Regions from separate parts of the Homo sapiens genome. Here region 2 is linked to region 1. The links are chromatin loops, found by intact Hi-C in ENCODE. Cell type or tissue: OCI-LY7. All regions are shown on one strand. Links, peaks and the distances in the headings refer to the core of each region. The heading gives the core; the rest is flanking DNA.

Region 1 (2,800 bases), core at 149-2,648:
GTTCAAAAGTCACAGAAGAATACACACAGAGTAATTTATAAAATACAACAAATCATTAAAGTTAAATGATACATACATGGATTGTAGCACTATAAAAACATGAAAATTGTTAGTACAGTGTCCAGGAGCATAAAGTAATGAAACAATTAGGAAGCTCACCCAGAGTGCTTCTTAGTTCCTGGTAATTAATCTTTTTCTTAAGGTGAGTGGTGGGCAGATAGGTTTATGCATTTTATTATTCTCTAAAATATATACATATGATTAATATATTCTTTCCTACATATGACAAATTTCAAATTAATATATTAAATATACGGAAAAGTTCCACCTGATGTAAACTTGAAGAGATTTGACCTTTAAAGTCTCGGCAATTTTTTCAAGCAAAGAAGACCCAGAAGTTTGGTAGGGAATACCATTGTAAAAACTGCAGTAATTTTATATTCTGGGCTATCTAGAACATGTACACCTGGGCCAGATATCACATTGAAGCCCCATAATCTTTCAATATTGTCAACGGTTATTAGTACTATGCCCATTTGAAAACACAAAAACCAAGGCATAACATTATTATGGTAGACACCTAAGTTGTTTAATTGATTAATGGAAGAGCTGGAATAAAATGCATCTCCCCAACCATAAACCCAGGTTCCACCACTCTGCATGGTTATAAGGCTAAAAAAGTTTGGATATAGAAGACATTGTTAGGTAGTTTGCAGTTGTTTGAAACAGGAGTAAATGCGTATGTGTGTGTGTGTGTTTATATATATACACATATATATGATAGTTGCAGTTTTCAAACAGCATTATTTTATTTTATCTGTATTTCCTTCTAAATTATGTTGTAGTGATAAAAGAAAAGCAATCAAAATTCAGTCTTTTGCTTAACAATTTTGAGTTCCTACTATAATCCCCAGGGCATACTGGATGGAAGGGGTTACTCTCTTAATAAAACACCAGCTCTGGCTATCCAATAGGGAAAATGTGTACTTCAGTTTCTGTTAAGACCAGACAAAAGTTTATAACTGCCAGGAGAATAAAACTGGTACATTTTTAATGGTTGCTTTTAAAGAACAACTTTTATTTTTATCAGGTGTTTTAAGGATGGGCAGGATGAGATTGACACCTTAAGGAATGTGACATACAGAAAAGCGCACAAGGGTAGAAAGAGCTTGTGAAGAGTTGCACATGAACACATAAAAAAAGTAGCTTATCTTTGACCCAGCTGGACTAGTTATGGTTGTTTCACATCTGGAGAACAACACAGAAGGCAATTGTGAGCAAATTTTTTGAGCTTTATTAAGGTATAATTGAAAAATAGAAAGTATATATATTTATGGTATACACTTGATGTTTTGATATATATATGTCTACATTGTGGAATGATTAAACCAAGCTAGTTAAAATATTCATCACCTCGTCTACTTACTGGGTGTGTGGTAAAAACATGTAAAATTTACTCAGCAATTTTCAAGTATCTTTTTTGATTAACTGTAGTCACCATACTGTACAGTAGATTTCTAGAATTTATTCATTCTGTCCAGATGAAAGTTTGTACCATTTGAAGAACATCTTTCCATCCCCACCCCTGTGTGTCAACTGCTGGCAACCACCATTCTACTCTCCGCTTTTATGAGCTCAACTTTTTTGGTCTCCACATATAAGTGAGATCATGTGATTTTTGTCTTTCTGTGCTTGGCTTACTTTATTTAACATAATGTCATTCAGGTTCATCCATGTTTTCAACAAATGGAAGAATTTTCTCCTTTTATAAGGCTGAATAGTATTCGTGTGTGTGTGTGTGTGTGTGTGTGTGTGTGTGTATTAAATCTTCCTTATTCATTTATCCATTGAGGGACACAGGTTATTTTCATATCTTGACTATTGTGAATAATGTTACAATGACCATGGGAGTGCAGATATCTTTTCAAGATACTGCTTTTATTCTTGTGGGTATATACTCAGAAGTGAAATTGCTGGATTTTATGATAGTTCTATATTTTTATTTAGCATTCCCCATACTGTTTTCCCCTTGTATTAAGAGTTAGCCCACCATATGTAAGTGGAGGAGAAAACTCAATAGGATGGGATTATAAATAATGGGGAGAAAGATTAAAAACACATCACACATAAATGAGAACATATAATACACCAAAAAAGAGGTTAATAAAAGTGCTGACCATAGATTACTGGAACCAGTTCTAAAATGCTCATGTGGCAAAATCAGTGTATGCTTTTCTTACAAGGTGAGACTAAAGAGTCAAATGTTCATAGTTTTTAAAAAAGGTATGCAGAATGCACACTACTCTGTCTCAAAAAGAAAAAAAAGTACAGTTAAATTTTGCTTTTGCAAATTCCCTACTCTTTCTATCTCTTTACAGCTACCAAAGAGCCTCTGAGCAAATTTTATATATTGTAACTAAATAGAATTCATTCTAACGTTATTTTGCTTTTTTTTTTTTTTTTTTTTGAGAAAGAGTCTCATGTTGTCTCCCAGGCTGGAGTGCAGTGGCGCGATCTCGGCTCACCGTAACCTCTGCCTCCCAGATTCAAGAGATTCTTGTGCCTTAGCCTCCTGAGTAGCTGGGATTACAGGCAGATGCCACCATGCCCAGCTAATTTTTGTATTTTTAGTAGAGACAGAGTTTCACCATGTTGGCCAGGCTGGTCTCGAACTCAGGACTTCAGGTGATCCCCTCACTTGGCCTCCCAAAGTGCTTGGAATACAGGTGTGAGCCACCACGCCCAGCCATTTTTTTTACTTTTAAGGAGAATTTTGATATTTAAAAAACATTTTTTTCTA
Region 2 (2,800 bases), core at 2-2,501, 180 kb after region 1:
ATGCACACACACATGCAAACAACTGATATTCAAGCATAGGGAAGGGCTCAATCTAGACTGCAAAGTTAACTACTAAGAAATTAAAATAATGAAAAGCTCTATCCTATATGAAACATAGAAGCACTAATTAAATAATATGTAAGCACCCAGGACTAAGTATACATGTAGACAGATTTAATGAAGTAATATAATGGTGATCTGGAATTAGTTCTGATCCAAAAAATCTTCCCTCATTTGATTATTATTGGTACCTCATTTATTTAAATGAAGAAGAACTAAAATTTAATGCAAATATAGTTGAGAGTTGCACTTACTGAATTGGCAAATGTTTACTAAACTCTTAACTGTGCAATGAGCAAGATGCTATAAAAACTGTGTGTAAAATATAGGCCTTGATCAGAGCTAGTCCACAATCCTTTTGCAAAGAGAAGGCTCACACACAGTAAATAATGCAAAGCAGAGTGTGACCAAGGATTAAAACTGATTCCTTTATAAATCCTATATAAAAAGATACAATGTGTATCTTTTAAGAAAAGTCTCGTGGAATCTACTTTGGAAATAATGGTTGAAAGATTATCATGAAGGCAACAGATTGGAAAAACCAAGTGATTCCAAAATAATCCAGGGCCTATGGCCACTGAATTTATGTAAAAGAAAAGTCTAGGAAAGAGCCTGAGAAATGGTTTAAATTTGATTAAGAGGTAAGAACATAGCTTTAATAGAATTGTGTCTGGGGTTTCTGGTTAATGAGGAGAGCCATGAGTCATTTTGCTGAGCATGGCTAGCATAGGAGTTTTAAGAAATAAGGGTGTAGTCCATAAAGGAGGGGGATTAATATGGTTTGGCTTTGTGTCCCCACCCAAATCTCATCTTGAATTGTAATCCCCATGTGTCCAGGGAGAGACCTGGTGGGAGGTGATTGGATCATATTTCCCCTTCACTCTCTCTCTCTCCTGCCACCTTGTGGAGAAGGTGTTTGCTTCTCCTAAACTTTCTGCCAAAATTGCAAGTATGCTGAGGGCTCCCCAGCCATGCCGAAGTGTGAGTCAATTAAACCTCTTTCCTTTGTGAATTACCCAGTCTCAGGTAGTATCTTTATAGCAGTGTGAGAATGTACTAATACAGGGATCATTTGATGACAGACATGTTGATGAAATGAATGGAGAGGCAGATGATATTATAAGAAGTGAAACACCAAGCAGAACAGAGAGACCTGTGCAGAAAACTGCCAACAGTCTTAAGTTGAAAATATCCCCTAAATGAGAGACATCTTTTGTCAATACTTCATGTCAAATAAGCTTGGTAATTTTAGTCAGTTATTAAACATCTAACCAACACTGGGCAAATTATTTTCATTGTTTCCTAGAAGATTTTGGGTGAGGAGGCAGGCATGTAGAGTCCACAAAATAACTATAACTACCAAGGAAGGGAGGATTCCAAGAAGACAAAAACACGACTTACTAAAGAGACTAGCAAATTGTACACAGGATTTCATCCATTGCCCAGCAATGGCCAGCTCTGAGGAGAATGATGTTTGTGGCTTCTTTCCTGTTAGAAGAGTTAGACTGAGTTTAAGACAAAAATAGGTATGCTCCTACCTACCCTATAAAATGAACACAAATAATTCAAGGGTGTAGTGAATGAAAATATTCCCACAATAGCAATGTAGAAAGCAAACTATGCTTTAAATCACAGCAGAAAGAACATGCCTTTGAAACTTTAGGCAATTAATTTTATGAGTCAACCTTTATTGAATTCCTATAATGCGCTGGGTTCTTTCCAGTTTTCTCAGAACCTGAGTTGGATATAACATGTATACAGTGTTTACGTTAATAATATTTTCAGAGATAAAGTTGCATTATGTACCTGGAGCATACAGTTGTAAACATTGTGAATAATATATTCATATATTTACTGATTGATATGGTTTGGCTCTGTGTCCCCATCCAAATCTTGTCTTGTAGCTCTCATAATTCCCACGTGTTGTGGGAGGGAACTGGTGGGAGATAATTGAATTATGGGGGCGGGTCTTCCCCATGCTGTTCTCAGATAGTGAATAAGTCTCACGAGATCTGATGCTTTTAAAAATGGGAGTTTCCCTGCACAAGTTCTCTCTCTTTGCTTGCCACCATCCAAGATATGACTTTCTCCTCCTTGTTTACAACCATGATTGTGAGGCCTCCTTGGCCATGTGGAACAGTAAGTTCATTAAACCTCTTTTCTTTGTAAATTTCCCAGTCTTGGGTATGTCTTTATCAGTAGATTGAAAATGAACTAATACACTGATTAAAGCCCTCATTTCTTCCATTTCAGGGCTAATTTTATACAAGTGTTGAAGCATAAGTTTTTTTCATTTAAGCTATCCTTTTAACTTATTGATTTCTTAACTCAGTGGTTCTCATAATGTGTCTGGGATGCACAGCATCAATTTCACCTGAGAACTTGTTAGAGTTGTAATTTCTAGGCCTTCACTCAGGCCAAATGAGTCAGAACTTGGGGGGGTAGAGTCCAGTGATTTGGGTTTTAAGGAGCTTTCCAGGTGATTCAGACACATACTCTAAAGTTTGAGAAGTATTGCATCACAGCCCAAGGCATGGTGAACTCCCAACTTGCTCTCCTTTTATCCTTTAATATTTGTAATCTCTAGGTTGACATATGTGGCTTCATATCTATATGGACTAGGATTTGTTAAGAGCAATTGTACATATATTGTACATTAACATAATTGGTGTATTTGTATATGTATGTTGCCTTTTTGTTTTTTGTTTTGTTTTGTTTTGTTTGAGATGGAGTCTCACTC

Evidence for each region. A loop is a pair of places that touch in the nucleus more often than their neighbours do. Peaks named below come from ENCODE experiments on the same cell type or tissue, not always from the same donor. Only the 100,000 strongest peaks of a DNase experiment are listed, where the experiment ranks them.
Region 2: it touches region 1 in a loop (3-fold over the local background); 11 of 110 quality-filtered maps call a loop at or near these places.

What each region holds. Positions count from the first base shown.
Region 1 is chr14:86,640,900-86,643,699 of GRCh38, reverse strand. No RefSeq gene overlaps it. Among named protein-coding and RNA genes, the nearest start is that of LINC01148, 260 kb to the left of the region's middle. In OCI-LY7, for the core only: no CTCF peak of the experiment used is centred there; no DNase peak of the experiment used is centred there.
Region 2 is chr14:86,460,554-86,463,353 of GRCh38, reverse strand. No RefSeq gene overlaps it. Among named protein-coding and RNA genes, the nearest start is that of LINC02309, 130 kb to the right of the region's middle. In OCI-LY7, for the core only: CTCF peaks have their summits at 766 and 970 (motif pointing left); no DNase peak of the experiment used is centred there.